2 separate regions of the Homo sapiens genome follow, and region 1 is linked to region 2. A link is a loop called in an ENCODE intact Hi-C map of the cell type or tissue named here. Cell type or tissue: HCT116. All regions are shown on one strand. Each heading gives the region's core, and the rest is flanking DNA. Links, peaks and the distances in the headings are about the cores only. Region 1 has its middle 130 kb from the start of TLE1. Region 2 has its middle 200 kb from the start of TLE1.

The links. Peaks named below come from ENCODE experiments on the same cell type or tissue, not always from the same donor. Only the 100,000 strongest peaks of a DNase experiment are listed, where the experiment ranks them.
Region 1: it touches region 2 in a loop (3-fold over the local background); 2 of 110 quality-filtered maps call a loop at or near these places.

Annotation. Positions count from the first base shown.
Region 1 is chr9:81,557,167-81,561,564 of GRCh38, reverse strand. No RefSeq gene overlaps it. Among named protein-coding and RNA genes, the nearest start is that of TLE1, 130 kb to the left of the region's middle. In HCT116, for the core only: no CTCF peak of the experiment used is centred there; a DNase peak (open chromatin) is centred at 1,654; H3K4me3 peaks cover 804 bases; H3K27ac peaks cover 1,406 bases.
Region 2 is chr9:81,489,322-81,493,719 of GRCh38, reverse strand. No RefSeq gene overlaps it. Among named protein-coding and RNA genes, the nearest start is that of TLE1, 200 kb to the left of the region's middle. In HCT116, for the core only: no CTCF peak of the experiment used is centred there; DNase peaks (open chromatin) are centred at 2,229 and 2,369.

The sequences.
Region 1 (4,398 bases), core at 112-4,111, 68 kb before region 2:
TGAGGCTAGCAGTTTGTACAGTGTCTGGCAGTTGTTAAGTACCTCTGTGTTTCTCTTGAGAATTTAAAATATCTCATGGTATCTCTATGAGTTTGCTGGGGAACCACAGGGAACCATGAGGTCTTATGTAAATACTGAAAAAATAGGCAACTCGAAAAATCCTGGAGCCGTGTATTAGTCCATTTTCATGCTGCTGATAAAGACATACCTGAGACTGGGCAATTTACAAAAGAAAGAGGTTTAGTGGGACTCACAGTTCCACGTGGCTGGGGAAGCCTTACAGTCACGGCGGAATACAAGGAGGGGCAAGTCCTCTCTTACATGGATGGCAGCAGGCAAAGAGAGAATGAGGAAGACGCAAAAGTGGAAACCCCTGATAAAACCATCAGATCTCGTGAGACCTACTCACTACCATGAGAACAGTAAGGGAGAAACTGCCCCCATGATTCAATTACCTCCCACCGGGTCCCTCCCACAACACGTGGGAATTATGGGAGTATAATTCAAGATGAGATGTGGGTGGGGACACGGAGCCAAACCACATCAAGTGCATATTGCTCAGTCTCCTCAAGGACTCAAATTTATTAAAGTGCATTCCAATGAACAAATGTTAAAAATGAGGTCCATTTTTTTTCTGATGTTATTTAGATTCATTATCCCATTATCTAATTCATTTTTTTAACCCATTTTAAGGTCTCTGATACTGTAAATAGTTTTGTTGGTTTAGAATTATTTCTGTCATAAGTTTATTTATTATAATATACATACAGTAAAAAGAGCAAGGGTGCTTCGAGCAAGTGTCTTCTTGCTGGGTTTTTACATAGGTATACACTATTGCTGTGTGGGCTGGATAATTCTTTGTTGTGGGGGACTGTCCTGTGCAATACAGGATGTTTAGCAGCCTCCCTGGCCTCCACCCTCTGGGTACCAGCGGCATACCCACCCAGTTGTGACAGCCAAAAATATCTTCAGACATTGCCAAATGTCTGCAGGGGCAAAATCACCCCCAGTTGATTTTATATCATGTCTGCAGGGGCAAAATCACCCCCAGGTGGTTACCTGTTCTATACCATGTAACCACCACCCTCAGGTTGCCAGATTTAACAAACAAAAATGCAAGACAGCCAGGTACATTTGATGTCAGATAAACAACAAATAATTTTTTGTATTAATGTGTCCCAAATATTTAACTGGGCATCCTGTATTTTATCTGGCACGCCTACACCTCCCAGATCAAGATAGAGAACATTTCCAGAACCACAGAGGGCTCCTTTGTGCCCCTTCTCAGTCAGTCAATACCCACACCCCAGGGCCAACCACCATTTTGAATGAAGTCAACTTTTATGTTTTTGTGAAATCCACAGCAACACTTCCCAACAACCCCTTTCTCTGTTGCTCAGTTTTTTTCTCCCCTGAAGGGCCTCAAAACCTCTCCCATGCTAAACTTAAAGAATCTCTTAGACCCGACTCCTGTACCTTTTCAGTTTCCCTCCCCCTCCTCACTCCCTGTGACCCATTCACCTTCTTGTTTTGCTCTTTCTGCCCTGCTACTTCTCTTCACAGAAATAAGAAACTGAGAACCAATCCCGCAAGCAGTTATCATTCCACATTCCTGTTGCCTGTCTCATACTCTTCCTGCCACACATTTTCTGGATTCTGCATGACCACAAACTCAGAGCTAGGCTGACAAAGCCTTCTCTGTAGGGAGGAGAGGGATCTGGAGGGCAAATCTGCAAGAAGTAAACGGCAGGCAGTCTTCGCCAGTCCATCCAGTGGCTGTCAGGGTTGATGTAATCTCTGGATCCTTGTAGCATCTCCCCCACCTCAGTCCCTTTAGGCCTTTCTCCTGGCATCTAACTGGGGGACAAGACTGAAGGATATGGCTTCAGGATCCCTCATTCCGGGAACAGGAACAAATCGCAAGCCTCCTCTTTGTGTTGGTGTCTCTCTACCACACACTCTCATTGCATAGCATTTACGCACACACTGAATTACCTTGTTTTTTTGTTCGTACAAAAGTGTCATGTCAGTCACATTTTAGAGGTAATTAAGGGAACAATTTGGGTAGGGCTGAATTTGCAGAAATCAAGTGAATGTTGCTGAGAGTCGCTGTCATGAACTAGGTAAGGTTTTGACACCAAAAGTAAGCCACGACCTTTGCTTGAGTGGGTGTGAGTCAGGGAAGTTTCTAGAGGAGGTAATGCTTGAACTAAGATTTTGGCCTCAGATTTTGCTAAATAGTTGTGACTGAGCAAGTGTGTTCTAGATTAAGAAGATTTAGAAGAAAGGTAATCATGTCAGTCTGGGTTCTGGGACAAGAAGAGAGAGAAGCAGGGTTGATGTCTGGGCAGAGCTGGGTTGAATAGGGTGAGGATCCAGGAGGAGTAAAGTTGGGAACTTTCACATTTTCTGTGGGTCACAGGGAATCATCATTTTAGACCGTTCACCCTAGTGGTTCTGTGGAGAGGGAAGAGTCAAGAGATTTGTAATTTAGGTCAAGGGGCCAATCATTCACCCCTTAGTGTGAATTTCTATACACCTATCAATTCTGTCCAAAGCTCTAGATGGCATTGGCAGTAAGGAGAGAGGGTTTTACTGAGGCAGTGAGAAGACAGTAAGACGTTTTGAGGCAGTGGATCCTGTGAGGGAGTTCAGGCTTGGCGGAGGGCTGTGCCTCACTGCAGAAGGGCTATCTCCAGTGGTTTTCTGTGACTGAACACATGAAGTTGGGACAGGGAGGCACACGGGGGATTAAAGAAAGAGTGGAAAGGACACAGATGGCCCATGTCACAAGTCTGCCTGGAGTAGGTATCAGCCACATGAATGGATATGCCAGTAGGGGATTGTCAAGTGCTCTCAGAACCCAGGGTTACAGGTGTGACACCTCCGGAACATTTGTTCTTGTATTTATCAACGTGGCCAAGAATGAGTACGAGATTAAGAGAACAAATAGTTTGAAGATTAAGTAATCATGCATTCTGTCTTGGCAGTCTCTGTAGTGCCTCGTTTGATCAGTTTAGTAGAAGCAAGAGACAGTAGTTTACAATTGCAGAGCATGAAAGCTGTTCTCCCAGAAAGGTCTGAGTTCCTGGTAAAGGAATAATGAGCTCACAGGCTGGAAAGGTCACAAGCAAAGTTAACCCATAGCATGGAAAACTAAAAAATGACTTGTTACATCCCTTGTCATGGGCCTAATTTGTTTAAAATCAAATCCATCTGTTCATTTCACACCCTTTGTTCCACTTCCTTGCTGCAATCCACAGTGGATTACTCCATTACTTTAAAACTGGCTGCACTTACAATAAGCTAATAACTTATTTTGTGGTTAACTGCGTCAAGATATTCTGGAACACAACCAACATTCATTCTCTCTCTGTCTCTCAGTCTCTCTCTCCCTCTCTGCCCCTTTGAAGAAAGAACTTCTTAGTGCAGCACATTGACCAGGAAAATCCTTTAAGTCTCCTTCAAAAAATGTTGTGTTTACAGGCTCTGATGAGAGGCAGGTAGGAGAAGAGGTTTGTGTCGCTCTCTAGCCTTTCCTCTCACCACTCGAATAACCTGCTGCAAAGGCTTATTTGTCTCCCATGGGCCATACATTACAAAAGACTTCTTGGCTCAATTGATTCCATTTATGATCTCCAAATCTTAATTTCAAATGAAGCTTGCTCCTTTTCAGGAAAGAATTATCTTCTATGTAATAAACCAGAGTCCCCTGAGGCATTCATTTGAGATGCATCAATTCCCTTAAGGTCCCCTAACCCATTAAAATATGTACAGTATTTCTGGTTAACTAATGGATCACTGGAAAAAATGGGATTGCATGTAAGATATAATTCAAAGAAATGCACTTGGGGTTGTTGGCCAATCCATTCATAGGAACATTTGCTGATTGGGAAAATATTTAATTTTTTTGGCTTAATCTTTTGCCAGACCACACAAACTAGTGGAGGTTGTTATTTCTGATTTGTTGGACCCAATTCTGAAGACAGAGCAGCAATGGAATTTGTGATTTTGTCACTGCTCCTGATGAAGAAATGACTGGCTGGCATTTAAACACAGTTGGAGTTGTACAATCCATGGATATTGCCATTTTTTTTTTTCTTGTTGAGTGCAAGTTATGGCTAGATGTTATCATGTATTCACTCCTGCCTTGTTCTGAAGGGCCAAACATTTTGGAAATATTGTATTTATGAAATTGGATATTAAAATGGCAAGTGATTTAAGCTGAGGAGTGGGTGTTGAAAGATCCCAGCACACACGCTTGTAGTAATTTTACATTTTTCATTACTGTGGTAATTAAAAAATTCCTTAGGGCTGAATTATAGTAAAATTTTAAGTATCCTTATACTAAGCATAAACTAATTTTCTTTCCCACTGGACAGTGTTAAGTAGGAAATA
Region 2 (4,398 bases), core at 275-4,274:
TCTTGTTAGGAAAATAGGAGGGTCCAGAAGACCATGCTAGCCAGAACTTCATCCCTGCCTACTCCTACTTTTCAATTGTTAAAATGAGACTATTTTCCCTACTTCTTGATTTTTTTTTTATGTTTTAAAATAAAGCATGATGAAGGTAATTCTGCCAGAGGAAGGAGGCAAAAGAGGATTTGTGGAAAACAAATGCATTACCCCCTATTCCAAATTACCATGAAGTAGGAACACGTGGAGTCATTTTGTGGGATCTTTGGGAAATGGCAGGAATTCAGCTTACAGGATAAATAGGGGCTGTTCCTTTAGAAGACGTTCTGTGTTTCTGTGGTAGCAAATATACCATGTGATGATAGCCCTGTGAATAGCTGTGTTTATCAAATTCCAAAGCAAATACTCAAGTGAAACTCCACATGAAAGGCCAAACCACAAGCTGGAGGTTCCCCATGGCACTGCCAAATTTGCAAAAATGTCTGTGGTTTGTGTATGTGTGTATGTTTGAATTACACATCCATTATACATGCATCTATTTCTAGTAACTGCTGCATACAACCAGAAGAAAGGCTTATCTCTTACCTAATGCTCTAATATCTGTTTATTATCTCATTTCTCTTACCTAATGCTGAGTAGGCAATGATGGGTAGACCTCATGAAAGTTTTGTTATAGAGACAACTTCCCTATCCATAGAGGTATTGTATTATCTAACTTCTAACTCTGGCAATATCTGGCAAGAAAGACATAAATATTGAGTTGCAGGGAAATGTTTAGTGTGTAAGGAGTAACTAGCTGATGTGTACATAGGTGTTGTAGATTAGATCATTGTTTGGCAAATATTTACTTTCTTTATCCCCACTACCTCCATGAGAGGAGTATATTTCCCCACTCTACTAATGTGGACTTGGCATTGTGATTTGCTTTGGTTAATGGAATACATAGGAAGTGACAGTGTGTGAGTTCTGATTCCAGGCCTTAAGATGCTTTGCATGTGTCCACATGAACTTCTGGAAGCCTTCAACTTCTTCTCTTGATACCAGCAGCTGTCTCTCTAGCAAAGGGCCCAGAATGACCACTGTGGAATAGAGTTATTTCAGCTGACTTGCAGCCTAAGGAAGAGTGTATTAGTCTTTTCTCACACTGCTATAAAGAAATACCTGAGACTGGGTAATTTATAAAGAAAAGAGGTTTTATTGGGTCATGGTTCCATAGGCTGTACAGGAGGCATGGCTGGGGAGTCCTCAGGAAACTTACAATCATGGCAGAAGATGAAGGGGAGGCAGGCACATCTTCACATGGCCAGGGCAGAAGAGAGAGAGAGGTGGGAGGTGCTACATACTTTTTTTTTTTTTTTGAGATGGAGCCTTGCTATGTTGCCCAGGCTGGAGTGCAGTGGTGCAATCTCAGCTCACTACAACCTCCGCTTCCCGGGTTCAAGCGATTCTCCTGCCTCAGCCTCCCAAGTAGCTGGGACTACAGGCGTGTGCCACCACACCCAGCTAATTTTTTGTATTTTTAGTAGAGACGGGGTTTCACCGTGTTCGCTAGGATGGTCTGGATCTCCTGACCTTGTGATTCACCCGCCTCGGCCTCTCAAAGTGCTGGGATTACAGGCATGAGCCACCGGGCCCAGCCTGTACACTTTTAAGCAACCAGATCTTATGAGAACTCTATAATGAGAACAGCACTAGGAGGATGGTGCTAAACTATTAGAAACTGATCTAATTGCCTCACACCAGGCCCCACCTCTAACATTGGGGATTACAATTGAACATGAGATTTGGATGGGGACACAGATCCAAACCATATCACAGAGCCTTATGGTGTAGTCACTGAGTTCTAGGTTGGCTAGTTACTCAGCATTATTGTGACAGTTGCTGATTGATATAATAAGTGTGTTTCAACTTATGTGCAAATTTCTTTTTCCCTGAGCTTGTTCTTATACATTAAGTTTGCTTTTATGGTTTCAAGTTGGATGAAACAGTAATAAAAAAAAAAACCCAAAATATGAAAATCAAACCTTTGGTTTATTCAGAGTAGAGTTTGTGATGAGAAAGGATGGCTGTCAGCTGAGGACAGGATAGAGGACTGTGTGTAAGGTTATAGAATAGCTATAAACTAGACAACTGGACAACTGGGCATGCATCACAAGGGAGATGGGGCAGTTTTTTCATTGCTAGGGATTGCATCAGTTATGTGAATTAGGTAAGTGGCCTGATTGGGCATATGCAGTTGAGGAAGAGCCCTATAATGGTTCCTGGCAAAAGGGGAAGGTGAGAGTATGGATTTGCTGCTGCCATGTGAAATTGATGGTCTACTGTTCTAAAATATCTTGTGGGAAGGAAGAGAGCTTAATTTCCTTTAGAGGTGGTTGGATTCACCTGCTTCATGAGGCACTATATGGCTGACTCACTCTCCAAGCTTTAACCAACAGAATGACATATTTTCTGTGATGCCAACATTTTCCCTGGACCACAAGAGACCAGCAGAGGAAGAGTGGTCTGGGCGGACAGTCAACTCTGACCACATAACAACTCTGCCTTTTTTCTTCAGATTGTATATTCTGGAGGGACACTGGCAAACATCTTTGCCTTTTAGTGTGGACACATCAGCATCTTAGGAAACACATCCAGAATTCAGTCACAGACAAGAAATCCCTCTTCACAGCCCTTTTGGCTGCTGCCAGTCTCCTCGCTTTAGCTGAGTACCAATGATAGACTGCCAAGCAAGTACTGTAGTACTTCTTTGTGAGGTTGAACTAAAATGTGAAAAAAAAAAAATCAACCAATGTTTATGGAATGACTCACATGTCCTGGGTTAGTTGTTTTAAGTGGCTTACTTCATTTGCTCCTCATACAATAACACTGTGAGGTAAGTATTATTGTAACCATTTTACAGATGAAGAAACTGAAACCCACAGTTAATCAACTTAACTTCCGGTCACACAGCGAATTGGCAGAACTGTCCTGTTGACCCAGGTCTTTTGGTTCTCAATCCAGTCTTCTTTCCATTATGCCTGGAACTTTCCTAAAATTTAATTTTTGGCTTAGGAGGTACAAATTTGGTAGAGAGATGGTGGTTGACTCTGTTAGATACAAATTGCGGGAATGTAAGGGAAGGCAGTTCAGACCGTCTCCTGCAGCGGAAACAAGACATCCTTGGAGCCCTTGTCAGGAGGATAGATTAAGAAAATGTTGGGGACTTTTCTGTCAGCCTCAAGCTTTCTTCAGAGCCTTGAACCTGTATTAGAATAGATATTTGCAGCAGGCAGAAAGAGGGCAGGAGTTTCCTCTGGCCTATAAGCCTTTTTCTACTACCTGGTTATGGCAGTGAGAAGACTCCTGATATCTGGACAATGGTGACTTCTGTTTGATGAGAACCCGTAATACTGCAGGAGCCAATCTAACTGTGAGTGTACATCTGTTTTCTGTTGGTACCTTTGTCAGTCTCGAAGCTGAGAAGGAGGAATGAGCAGAGTGAAAATCAGAACGGGCTTTTATTATCAACTCTGCTGTGTGATTGTTGCAACTTACTTAGCATTCTTCAACTTTGCCTTTCTGTATTGTGAGGAGATTAGATGATATCATTGCTTCTTTCTTCTTTGTAGCAGCAAAAATATTTTTTAAAAATAACATCTGATGTGGAATCTTAAGATGTAATATAGATTCAACTCTTCTGGATGAAGCGAGGATTGGATTAGGTGCCCGATATGGTCTGAATGTTTGTGTTTACCCAAAATTCCTGTGTTAAAACCTAATTACCAATGTGGTAGTAGGAGGTGGGGCCTTTGGGAGGTGATTAGGTCATGAGAGCATGTCATGCATGGGATTGTTGCCTTATAAAAGAGGGCTCAGAGAGATCCCTTGCTATCATGTCAAGACACAGCAAGAAGGTGCCATCTATGAACCAGAAAGTGGGCCCTCACCCAACAGCAAATCTATTGGTGCCTTGATCTTTGACTTCCCAACCTCCAGAACTATGAGAAATAAGTGTCTGTTGTTTATAAGCCACCCAATCTATGGTGTTTTGTTATGACAGTGTGAAGGGAATAAGACAGACCCAAACCGAGGGGCTGTCTGGAAGCCCTTGAGTCACGTATGAGAAACCCAGAGCTTTGTGGACGAGATTTAAAACTGCCATTCTGGATGATCTCTTGGGTCTTTTTCAAAATTAACAGCATGGGATTACAGAACATGGTGGTCTACGTCACCCTCTAACTGCCCTCCAGGTGTTCATTTCTTGGTTATTTCCAACTTCCAGCCTTGGGGAGGCATCCTTCATTATGTATTTACATTTTCTTTTAATTGTCAAATGAACTGGCTTGAGCTTCTACCTATAAGCTTCTCACCACCCTTTCCATCCATATCTGAGGATTCTTGAGGAGTGTCCATATCTCTCAGTCA